Linked DNA regions of Homo sapiens: region 2 is linked to region 1. Evidence: chromatin contacts called from ENCODE Hi-C or POLR2A ChIA-PET data. All regions are on one chromosome and are shown on one strand. Each heading gives the region's core, a stretch centred on a gene start or an enhancer-like site at or near the end of the contact. The rest is flanking DNA. Distances are from core to core; before and after follow the strand shown. Region 1 overlaps KDM6A (lysine demethylase 6A). Region 2 overlaps KDM6A (lysine demethylase 6A).

Region 1 (6,416 bases), core at 3,515-6,014:
AATGACTAAGAAATTCCAAAAAGCTTTCTAATCTAAGCCTTCTTCAACAGAATCTTATACTAGATTCTTTCAGGAAAACATACAACTCTAAAAATCTAAGGTGAGCCAACACCCTTCAAGGAACAATCTAATCATTTCAAAAGATTACTGAAAAGTGTAGGTTTAATGACACTAAATTTTCTATTTATTACACACACACACAAAAAATCAAGCACAAACAAAACAAGCAAACAAGCCATTTACTGAAAATGACTGAATTACTGGTTTTATGTCAACTTACCACTGAAATGCATTATAATGGAAGTAGACCAAACCAAGACCATATAAAAAGGCAGCATTCTGTAAAGGAAGGGAAAAAGATTTTTAGGAAAAATACTTGTATCTAACATATATGATGTTATTATTGTAAAATACGGTATCCAAGATGTTTTAAGTCCTAAAATTCTATCATGCATTACAATATATTTTTAAAACACCAAAATAACAGTGATCAGATGGCACAGATTCCAATCAACTTAGAGAGGTATTCCAGCCCTGAAATAAAAATATTTACTAGCAGAAATTCTATGGTCAAATCTAAAATTAAAAATCTATTCTTCAGGAATAAGAGAATGCTCAGCCTATGTTATCCTATTCTCTCTTGCTTGTATCTACATTCTTCCTCTGGTTCTTTTTGTTTCTTGAATTGGATTTAATTTTATATTTAGTACTGCCAGGAAGGTAGTTAGAATTCAAAGGAAATGCACAGTATAAACCTAAAACAAATTTTAGTATTTAAGAAAAATAGCATCATGCCAATCATCACCTAGGCATTAACATCTTGTGCTTTAAATATCATTGACTCCTTTTGCAGTATGAAACAAGACATGTGTCAACACTTATCCTGACTAACTTTGACCTCTGGACTCCTAATAGGATCCAGCTATTTATATAATTTATATTTATATAACTCCATGATTTTTTTTCTTTTTTTTTTAAAGAGACAAGGTCTCGCTCTGTCACCCCAACGCGATCACAGCTCACTGCAGCCTCAAACTCCTGGGCTCAAGCAATCCTCCCACCTCAGTCTCCCAAGTAGCTGGGACTAAAGGCATGTGACACCATGCCCAGATCCTACTCCTTATTTTCAAAAACAGCAAATGTTTGAGTACCCAGTATATGTTTTATCAATAACCAAGCAAATCTATTTTAGTAAATCTTCCCTATTAAAAAAGAAGGTAAAGCTTTCATACTGATCTGTGTGAACAAATTTCTTCTTCGAAATTATAAGCTTCAAATTACAAATGTCTCTGATTTCTAAAACTTCAAAATTTTAACTATTATTACAATGCTTGTCATGCTGCCTGCGTTGCATCTCCCAAGAAAGACTGTGAGATAAAGGTTTTTGTACAAGTAGTTTATTTGAGAAGTATCTGAGGAAATACCTTTAATGAAGTAAAGAAGTGAGTCAGGAAAGGAAAGTATGCCAATAAAGGATGCATTATGGAGCTGATTATGACTCTAGGCAACTGGGACTCAAGCCTGCTGGAGATCTCTGGGAGACAGTATGGAACATTTCTCAGAGTCATCTTGCCCTAAGTATGAAGGAACTAGGGTAATTATACTACAACTTCTGTAATTCATTAGTTGAGAAAAAGAACCAATGATGTTTAAAGCCCAAAATGTAAACAGCTTGTCAGAGGCATTTGAACCAGAAGAACTCCATCTTGAATAGGGGCTGGGTAACGTAAGACTGTGACCTACTGAGCTGCATTCCCAGGAGGTTAGGCATTCTTAGTCACAGGATGAGACTGGAGGTTGGCACAAGATACAGGTCACAAAGACCTTGCTGATAAAAACAGGTTGCAGTAAAGAAGCCAGCCAAAAGCCACCAAAACCAAGATGGCAACAAAAGTGACCTCTGGTCGTCCTCACTGCTCATTATACACTAATTATAATGCATTAGTATGCTAAAAGACACTCCTAGCAGCACTATCACAACGTCAGAACTCTGTAAGGTCTAAAAAGGTGAGGAACCCTCAGTTCTGGGAATTGCCCACTGCTTTCCTGGAAAACTAATGAATAATTCACCCCTTGTTTAGCATATAATCAAGAAATAACTGTAAGTATTGTCAGATGAGCAGATATTCCTTTACTTTCTTAATAAACTTGCTTTCACTTTACTCTGGATTATCCTCGAATTCTTTCTTGCGTGAGATCCAACCTGGGGTTTGGATCAGGACCCCTTTCCAGTAACAAGCTGAGTGACTTTTCTTGCTTTTTAAAAATGCTAAAGTTTGTCCTAAAATTATATTGTGCATTTCCTTTGAATTCTAAGTATCTTTCTAGAAACACTAAGTTTCTTAAATACATTGTCAAATGTAAAAATATGGTAATTTCATTTTATTAAGTCCTCATTACCCCCAATTTTCCGAATGAGGAAATTATATTACAGAAGTATTCACAAATTCCAGGAGTCACAAAGGTCTCAGACAACATCCATTTTTAAATTTCCTGTTTAAATTTTTTTTAATTTTAAATTTAGTTGAAACTGTTTTTAATCAGGATCATTCATCTACTATCCCATCCCCTGAAATAATCTGAGCATTTACTTGGTGCCAGGGACAATTCTCAAGGGTTAAACAAACCAATCTGAATAAAATATACTTCCCCTGCTCTCAAGAAGTATGCAATCTAGAGGGTGGGGGAGAGGAGGCATGGATATTCAGAATGTGGTAAAAGTGGTAATAGTTAATCCAGAGTCATTTAGTGTTCTACCTAAAAAGTCAAGATTTGAAAGACAATGGGGGTGTGGGGGTGAGGGTGGTTGTGAAAGGAAAGGGAGCAACATCTTAACATCTATTTAGGCAACTGCCTGGACAGGGTGGAGTGAGCGTACTATAGAAATATGAGTTTATTTTTATTTTTTTTATTTTTTATTTTCTTTGAGATGGAGTTTCGCTCTGTCGCCCAGGCTGGAGTGCAGTGGTGCGATCTCGGCTCACTGCAAGCTCCACCTCCCGGGTTCACGCCATTCTCCTGCCTCAGCCTCCTGAACAGCTGGGACTACAGGCGCCCGCCACCACGCCCAGCTAATTTTTTGTATTTTTAGTAGAGACGGGCATTTCTGATTTCAGGACACACTGTACATTCTCCCAACTTCATTCTTCTCCCTCTAGGAAATCTTATTCAATCCCCACCACCCTATAAATTCTATTAATCATTCAAGATCCATTTAAATGCCACCTTCCCCATGAAAGCTTTGCTTCTTGTCCCACCTCAAACTAGAGGTGATTTTTCCAACCTCTAAATTTGGTCTTACTGCAACGTCTCTATCATCTGACATTATTATGTAACAGTAAAAACTTAGTTTTATGCAATATCTAACATCAACTCTTTCAAAAGGTTCTAAAAAACCTTATGTGGTGGTAGAGGGCTTCATTTATAGAATGAAGAAACTGCATCAGAGAATAAGCAATTTACTCAAGGAAACAGGTACTAACTAGCAGACATAGGAACTGAAACTAGGTCAGTCTCCAGAGCTCACTCTTAACTATTACACCATATATTTGTTACTTGTGTGTTGACTAAACTCCATCCGATCAAATAAAAATGCCATAAAGGCAGGAGTGATCACTGCCTGTATTCCTTGTTATCACCTAGCACAGGGCGCACTTCCATAGAGTAGATGCCCAAAGATTTACTAATCCAATCACCCAGTACAAGGGGACTTCAAAAAGTTCATGGAAAAAAACAGAATTAAAAGATAAAAATATAAACATTATTTCTCAACATAAGCTCCATCAAGTTCAAGACACGTTTGTAAGCAATGACACCAGCCATTTAGTCCAGCCCTAAACAACTGAGGGGTCCTGGGGGATGTAGCCATGTCAATGCAGTCTTTTTTACATTATTTACTGAAGAAAAAAGTGGGTGCCCTTTAAAGATTTTACTTTAAAGATTTTTTAAAATAGGAAATAAAAAGAAGCTGGAAGGAGCCAAATCAAGACTGTATCATTTCCCATGAAAACTCTCAAAACATTGCCCTTGTTTGATGAGAGGACTGAGTAGAGGCACTGCCATGGTGAGGCTTTTCTGGGCATTTTTCTGCTAAAGCTTTGGCGTTCTTAAAACATACTCGTAATAAGCAGAGGTTATTGTCATTCTTTGGCTCTCCGGAAAGTCAACAAGCAAAATGCCTTGAGAATCCCAAAAAACTGTTGTCTTGATCTGTGCTCTTGACCGGTCCACTTTCACTATGACTGGATCAATTTCTACCTCTTGGTAGCCATTGCTTTGATTGTGCTTTGTCATTAAGATCATACTGGTAAAGCCAAGTTTCACCTCCTGTTACAATCCTTTGAAGAAATGCTCAGGATCTTTTTTTTTTTGAGATAGAGTCTTGCTTTGTCCCCAGGCTGGAGTGCAATGGTGTGATCTCGGCTCACTGTAACCTCCACCTCCGGGGTTCAAGCAATTCTCCTGACTCAGCCTCCCAAGTAGCTGGGACCACAGGTGTGTGCCACCATGCTGTTAGATATGAGTTCTAAATTTCTTTTCAAAGAATCAATATGTCAGTATGTTCAATCCTTTACCTTCTACTTTTAAACTTCCTCACAAAGCAACCTTTTTCGATTACCTGCTCCACCCTGACTCATTCTGATTACTGATTGCACCCTGACTCATTACCTGCTCTGTCATAACCATTTTTCCCACCAAACCACTCACCCCGTCACTCTCTTTAAATCAGCCAATTGGAATTAGTTTAGCCTGGGCGGTCTAACCCTAGCCAAGAGGGGAATGACACAGCAGTAGGGGCTACGTGTGTCAGGGATAAGAACCCCCTCCCCTCCCTTGTCCAAGTGTGCGCTCACCATTGCTTCTATAGAAGGCACACCCTTCTATAGAAGTATCTTGTCTTGCTGAGAATTAAAAAGAAAATTTTATATTCGAGTGCTATTTCTTTTGCAGCACTGAAACTTTATGTATAACAATTTGGGGGCTCACCCATGATTACATTCCCCTCCCGACAGTCTCTGGTTCTCCCTCATGAGGAGGCATGCCCTGCCCCTTGTGGTCACCTCAGGGGTGAGAAATCAGAACTCACCCAGTGCGAGGAATAACCCAAGCTCTTGGCAACATGGCGGCGGGGGGGGGCGCAGGGCTGGGGGGGACTGGCCAGTAACCTAGCTTAAAGGATTCTCACATACCACACTGATGACTGTACACAGACCAAGGAAGGAGAAGCCACAGGAGCCGGTAAAGTATTTCCTTGGTGGTAGGGACCAAGGTAAGAAAGCCGGGTGGTGGGTGGTGGGTGGTGGGTGGTGGGTGGTGGGGGGTGGGGGGGGTGGGGGGGTGGGGGGGTGAGGTGAAGTACTCCTTGGTTGGGGTGGCTTACAGGTTAAAAAGAGGTGAGACATGCCCATTGGAGGGGACTGAACTTCACACGAACCTCCAGTAGTAGAAAAGGTGAGAAATTTCCAGTGGGGGAAATTGAGCCTCCCCACAAAAGGTGACAAATTTTCAGTAAGGGAAATTGAACCTTGAAACTTACCCCAAAACCATCAAGATGGGAAATAACCCAAGCAAGACAGGGAGCAAGAGGGATAAAGATGGTAACAAAGATATCCCCCCAGATAGCCCCCTAGGTCTCAAGCTAAAACACTGGAAGGATAACGAAAGGACTAAACATAGGAAAAAGCAACAAATGATAAAATATTGCTGTTTAATTTAGACTCAAAGACCCATCCTCAAACCCTCAATCTTCTGGCCAAAGTTTAGATCGAATGAGGATGTAATGTGTCAGCTTCTAATCCGACATGTTAATGATAAAAGTCGAGTGTCTCAGAAGAACTAGGCTATGCCCTCTGTTGGAGGCATGGACCTGCCCTCCTTTTTCCCTTAAAAACAAATAGGGAAGAACCCAATCTGGCACCTCAAAATGAAAAGTCAGAGGAGCCAGCTCTCATGCCTAAAGACTCCAGCGCATGGGATCCCCTAGACTATCTTCCCCCACTCAGTGTCCCCAATCTTTCCCCTCAGACAGCCACTGCCTCCTCAGATCCCATTCCAAATTCCACCTCCACTCACGTTATCCCTCCTCCTTATAACTCTGACTCTTGGGAATTACCGTCCCACCAGCCCATTCCCTCCCAACCTAAAGACCCCTCTCTAAAAGGACTCCAGCGTGAGGTAGAACAATGTAAAAAAGATATTCAGAATTTCCCATTTCCCTCCATACCTAAGAGGCCCAACCCTCTTCCCTTTGAAAGAGGTACCATAAGGAGGGGGGGGCCACTGGCTTTGTAAATGCTCCCTTAACCAAAGTCTAGAATTTTAAAAAGGAGCTTAAACCACTACTAGATAACCCTTATGGAGTGGCAGACCAAATTGCCCAATTCTTAGGACCTCAGTTATACACTTGGGTCGAGTTA
Region 2 (6,603 bases), core at 3,830-6,329, 110 kb after region 1:
ATAAGGTCAATATATCAAAGAATAAAGAATATCAACAAAGAGAAATTATATTTTAATAGGACAAAATAGAAAATATAACTGAAATAAAGAATTCACTAAAGAGGCTCGACAGCCTCAAATATTCTAGTGAATATTTGAACAGGCAGGAAGTATCCAGGAACTTGAAGAGAGGTAACTGGGATTATCTAGTCCAGTAACAGAAAGAAAATAAGAAAGAAAAATTAACAGAGTCTCAGAAACCTGAGCAACACCATGAAGTTTACCAAAACATGCAAAATTGAAGTCACAGAAGAAGGAGAGGGGAAAAACATTTAAAGAAATAATGGCTGAAAGTTTTCCAAATGTAATAAAAAAAATTAATCTCACGTCCAAAAAGCTCAATGAATTCCAAACAGATTAAACTCACAGTTCTACACTGAGACACATTATAGTCAAACTGTCAAAAGACAATGACAGAATCTTGAAAACACGAAAGAAGTGACTCATCACATACAAGCGATCCTCATCAAACACTGTGGAGGCCAGAAGGCAATGGGATGACGTGGTAAAAGTGTTGAAAGGAAAAAACAGTCAACCAAGAATTCTAGATTCAGCAAAACTATCCTTAATTACAAAGGGGAAATTAAGACATTACTATATAAACAAAAACTGAATTTGTCACTAGGAAAATACAAAAGGCAGTCATCCAGGTTGAAAGGGTGCTAGACAATAACTAAAATTCACAAGAAAAAACAAGAGTACCAGTAAAAGTAATTCTCAGGTGCAATGATCTTAATGTGTCCCTACAAGATTAATATATTGAAACTTAATCGCCAATGTGATAGCATTAAGAGGTAAGGCCTTTATGAGGTGATTAACTTATGAAAGCAAAGCCCTCATGAATGGGATTAATAACCTAAAAGAGGTCTGAGAAAGCTATTCATCCCTTTGCCCTACTGCTTTTTGTCACATAAAGATGCAGCAATCTTGGAGACAGAAAGCTAGCCTTCACTAGATGCTAAATCTGGGAGTGCCTTGATCTTGGACTTCCCAATCCCCAGAACTGTGAGAAATAAAGTTCTATTATTTATAAATTATCCAGTCTGTAGTATTCTGTCATAGCAGAACAAATTGATACACCAGGTAAATATAAAAGATAATGTAAATAGGCCGGGCACTGTGGCTCACGCCTATAATCCCAGCACTTTGGGAGGCCGACAGGTGGATCACCTGAGGTCAGGAGTTCAAGACCAGCCTGGCCAACATGGTGAAATCCCATCTGCATTAAAAATACAAAAATTAACCAGGTGTGGTGGCATACGCCTGTAATCCCAGCTACTCCGGAGGCTGAGGCAGGAGAATCGCTTGAACCCAGGAGGCGGAGGTTGCAGTGAGCTGAGATCATGCCACTGCACTCCAGCCTGGGCGACAGAGCAAGACTTCATCTCAAAAAAAAAAAGGTAGAAATGGAAGAATACAGAACAAAAACAACAGATGATGATATGATGAAAACAAACAGTAAAATGGCAGATGTAAATCCTACTTTATCAATCATCACATAAAATGCAAATAAACACTTACAATTAAAAGACAAAGATCGACAGAATGAAATCATTTTTGTTTTTTTGAGATGGAGTCTCACTCCACTGCCCAGGCTGGAGTGCAGTGGCACAATTTTGGCCACTGCAACCTCCGCCTCCCAGGTTCAAGTGATTCTCCTGCCTCAGCCTCCCAAGTAGTAGCTGGGACTACAGGCGTGCGCCACCATACCCAACTAATTTTTGTATTTTTAGCAGAGAAGGGGTATTGCCATGTTGGCCAGGCTGGTCTCAAACTCCTGACCTCAGGTGATCCGCCTGCCTCGGCCTCCCAAAGTGCTGGGATTACAGGCATGAGCCACCACACCCAGTCTGAATTTTTTTAAAGGCATAACACAACTATATGCTTTCTAAAAAGGACATACTTTAGATTCAAGGACAAAAATAGGTTGAAACTAAAAGGATGTAAAACATATGTACCATGCAAACAATAACCAAAATAGAGCTGGGTGGCTATACTAATATCATACAAAATGAACTTTGAATATACACATACTATGTAGTCACAAAAATTATTAATTTTTAAAATACACTTTGAGACAAAAATTGTTACTAGGGACACAGAATATTCTATAATGATGAAAGGATCAATTTATCAAGAATATATAACAGGTAAAAACAAACAACTCAAAATACAAGCAAAAGCTGAATTGAGGAAAAACAGACAATTCAACATTAGTTGGAGGCTTCAATACTTAACTTTCAATAATCAGACAGCAGATCACAAGAAAATAGAAGACTCCAAGAGCTCTACAAAACAAGACTTAATAGCCACCTATAGAATACTCCCTGCAACAACAGCAGAATACACATTCTACTCAAGTGTATATGGAACACTATCCGTGACAAACCACGTTAGGCCACTAAAACAAGTCCCCGTATATATATATATATATTTTTTTGAGATGGAGTCTCACTCTGTCACCTCGGCTCACTGCAACCTCTGCCTCTCAGGTTCAAGCAATTCTCCTGCCTCAGCCTCCCGAGCAGCTGAGATTACAGGTGCCTGCCACTACGCCTGGCTAATTTTTGTATTTTAGTAGAAATGGGGTTTCACCATGTTGGCCAAGCTGGTCTCAAACTCCTGACCCTCAAGTGATCTGCCCGCCATGGCCTCCCAAAGTGCTGGGATAACAGGCGTGAGCCACTGCACCTGGCCGTCCTCATAATTTTAAAAGAATTAAAATTTTAAAAGCTATGCTCTCTGACCAAAATGTAGTGAAATTAGAAATCAGTAACAGGAACAAATTGGAGAAATTCACAAATATATGAAAAACTTTAAACACTCCAAAATAACTAATGGATCAAAGAAAAATGCAGAATATTATTATTAAACATATTACACAGAAAATAAACAAACCATTTCTTTCTTTTTTTGAGACGAAGTCTAGCTCTGTCACCCAGGCTGGAGTGCAGTGACACGATCTCCACCTCCCAGGTTCCGGTGATTCTCCTGCCTCAGCCGCCCGAGTAGCTGGGATTACCGGCTCCTGCCACCACGCCCAGCTAATTTTTGTATTTTTAGTAGAGATGGGGTTTCACTGTGTTGGCCAGGCTGGTCTCAAACTCCTGACCTCATGATCCGCCCGCCTCGGATTCCCAAAGTGCTGCAATTACAAGCGTGAGCCACCACGCCCGGCCAAATCATTTCTTAAATAACAAAACGGCTAAACTTATTTTAAGAGAAACTCCCTATTATTGAAGGGCCTAACAATCTTTTCTCCAGGAAGATTTTTCTCAGAAAAAAAGTCTATAAATTGTACAGGAACAAGTTTAAAAGAACAGAAAAAAGGATAAAATCATAGAATTTTTAGAGCTAGAATGAATTAAAATTGTAGAACTTTACTACATGTACATTGCTGAAATAATAATTATTCCCTGCCTAAGGAAGACTAATGCCTCCTACCTATTAAGTTTTCCCTTGCTTATTCATTTGAAATTCATACAGAAACATATCTGTACGTACCGCCTCTCCTTCCTACTCCTAAAAACTTCTGAATCACTTTGCCTATTTTAAGCATTTTAAGAATTTTGGGGAAAAAATTTTGTTTGGCTGGCCTTAATATGTTGAAAGGAGCAGAATGTTATGTTATACTGGTATATTTGGCATAGGAAACTAAAGAGTAACTGCTGTTTGATGGCAAACCATAACAGTGACATTCTGCTATAATCCAGTTTATCTTTCAGTTTCTTTCTTTGCATGTAAATATCTACTTCCTTTAAAGAATATGACAGAAAGCATTTGATATTCAAAAGTAAGCCTTCTAGTTATTTAAACCATATCCCCGAAATAACAGTTATGGGTCACGCCCTAATAGAAACAGCTTTAAAATGAGGATATGTTGTGATTTTGTCACAAGATTCTCCTAAATTTGACTTATTTTGTTCACGACATAATATCTTTAGACAAAACTTTCATAATTCAAAATTGAATTACTATAAGCCTTCCAGTTCCACCAAAATGGAGTACCATAGCTTCATTCTTCCCAGGTCCTCCCTCTTAACAACTAAAAAACCCTGAACATAATACAACAAACAAGCATAGAAAGTATCTGAAAAGTGGAAAGAAAGCAGCAGATTTCCTAAAGACTTCATAATTTGAGGAGTAATAAGGCAATGAGATCCCTGGGTTTTCGTATTGCCACCCATATTTCCAAGACAGGATGCTGCTTCAGAAGACCCCAATACAGTATCACCAACTGTCACAGAGAAAAAAAAAATTCCAAGAAAAGCCTGTTCCTCCTAGTCAAAAGGCTGGGAAAAGGGTAAGCTTAACAAAGGAAACCCTTCTGGCAAAACCCATCCTACTCCAGCTAAGTACCAAAAGAAAACATATACACACACACCCTCCTCCAGTTTCAGTGGAGCCGGGCATATAGCTAATCTAACACATACACCCCCCACCACAAAGCAGAAGCAGGTAAAAGAGTAAGCTTACCAAAAGAAACCTTTCTGGCAAAACCCATCTTACTTGAGCTAAATACCAATGGAAAACACACACACACACACACACACACACACACACACACACACGCATACACACACACCCTCCCTTCCTCCCCCTCCCTCCACAGTTTCAGTGGAGCCAAGCATACAACTAATCTAAACACACACACACCCCACCACAAAGCAGAAGCAGATAAAAGGGTAAGCTTACCAAAGAAACCTTTCTGGCAAAACCCATCTTACTCAAGCTAAATACCAATGGAAAACAAACAAACACACACACACACACACACACACACACACACACCCTCCCTCTCCCTCCCTCCGCAGTTTCAGTGGAGCCAAGCATACAGCTAATCTAACACCCCCCCACCACCACCACCAAGCAGAAGAAGCAGGTGGTGCTTTGCACCAGGTGGTACTGGAAGGGCAGAGTGGATAAGTGCTCCTACACCCTCCACCCAGCAAAAGCAGGCTGTGGGACTGGAGCCCCTACCAGGGTTGTGTTGGCAAGACAAAACAGGGAATTGATCTTCCATCCCCCACACAGGGGTGCTCCAGTTCCCCTGTTGGGTTAGTGGCAAGCCTAAAAGAGGAGCTGATCTTCCATACTCCACCCAGTAAGAGCAAGCGGTGTTCAGACTCACCCATTTAAGATAGTGTCAGTGGGGTCTAGGGGCAAGCTAGGCTTCCACCACCACCCATTAGCAAGGAGGCTTAATAAAGCTGCGTGAAGCAGTTAGTCACCACTACCTTTCACCACCACTCCACTCCCACCTCCCTCCTGCACACACAGGCCTGGTGTCAACAGGACCCAGCAAGAACCTGAACCTGCACCCCTACCCAGCCATCAACAAGACTGAACAAGGAGATGTGAGTTAGAGTCAGTCAGCTTTCTACTCCCTGCCCCAACCCCTGGTATCAGTGGTAACCAGTGAAGAGCTGAACCTCCACATTCACCCAGTATCAAGGCTAAATGAAGCAGTGTAAGACAGAGTAGCTGACAACCATTTCAGCCATTCTCAAATGCCAGTGGTACCCAGAGGGGGCTGAGCTTCCATTCCCCACCTGGCATCAACTCAGGGGAAGTGGTATGAGGTAAGGAGCTTTTTCTTCACCCTGCAGCATCAGTGCAGTGTGAGATAGCCTCCCTACTTCTCTCTTGCTGAGGCAGCATGGCCCGTCAGAAAGTTCATCTTATACCCCTACTCAGAGGCAACAAGGTGGCATAAAATGGTGCCCAACTTTTGTTAGGAAGATGTGAGGGTAAGGGAGGAATTGAACTTCCATCCCACCAGTCTGCATTAAGGCCATATGACTTAGTGCCCCACTTTTTCCACAGTAATTATCAGCAGGACCCAGCAAGAAGCTGAATGAACACACCCACCTAACCCTTGCACTACACTTCAACAAGGGAACTGCCTAGTATAAAAAAGAATAGGCCAGGTGCTGTGGTGCACACCTGTGACTCCTGCTACTCAAGAGGCTGAAGCAGCGGATTACTTAAGTCCTAGAGTTCAAGACCAACCTGGGCAACAGAGCAAGACCCTATCTCAAAAAAAACAAAAAAACAAAATTAGCCAGGCATGGTGGCACACACCTGTTGTCCTAGTTACTCAGCAGGCCAAGGTAGGAGAATCACTTGAGCCCAGGAGTTTGAGGTTACAGCAAGCTATGATCACATCACTGCACTCCAGTCTGGATGACTGATCACGACCCTGTCTCTTAAAAGAAAAAAGGAACAAGATGCACAGTTCTCAAAATATGTATGATATCCAAAATGTCCAGAGTACAAATGAAAATCTCATGCCATACCAGAAACCAGGAAAGTATATTATGAATGAGGAGAAACAATCAACAGACACAATACTGAGGTAAATCAGATTTTTTAATTACCTGACAAAAATAAAGATTTTAAAGCAGTCAACAAAACGCTTCAACAAGCAATTGCAACTGCTCTTAAAACAAATAAACAGAAATCTCAGCAAATGTTATTTTAGAAGAACCAAATGGAAATTATAAAACCAAAAAAAAAAAAAAAACCTAAAATAAAAACTCTTTGAATGAGCTCAATAAAAGA

What was found. A loop is a pair of places that touch in the nucleus more often than their neighbours do. ChIA-PET counts read pairs that join two places held with the same protein, here RNA polymerase II (POLR2A). Pooled maps may share reads with other maps.
Region 2: a loop to region 1 is called in a pooled map, with 2.3 times the contacts of the local background. The contact joins two enhancer-like sites. A Hi-C loop is called at or near these places in 10 of 37 single-sample maps with no recorded cell type and 6 of 50 pooled maps. POLR2A ChIA-PET finds 5 or more read pairs at or near these places in 2 of 52 experiments (T-cell and activated T-cell).

What each region holds. Positions count from the first base shown.
Region 1 is chrX:45,004,884-45,011,299 of GRCh38, reverse strand. It overlaps KDM6A (lysine demethylase 6A), which reads right to left. Exons shown (of 30, transcript NM_001291415.2): 5 at 281-339. Among named protein-coding and RNA genes, the nearest start is that of KDM6A, 130 kb to the right of the region's middle. Within about 2 kb of position 4,764, at least 4 of the 41 ENCODE cell types and tissues checked have a DNase peak (open chromatin) inside an H3K27ac peak, as active enhancers do.
Region 2 is chrX:44,897,232-44,903,834 of GRCh38, reverse strand. The region is part of intron 2 of KDM6A (lysine demethylase 6A); the gene reads right to left. Among named protein-coding and RNA genes, the nearest start is that of KDM6A, 27 kb to the right of the region's middle. Within about 2 kb of position 5,079, at least 4 of the 41 ENCODE cell types and tissues checked have a DNase peak (open chromatin) inside an H3K27ac peak, as active enhancers do.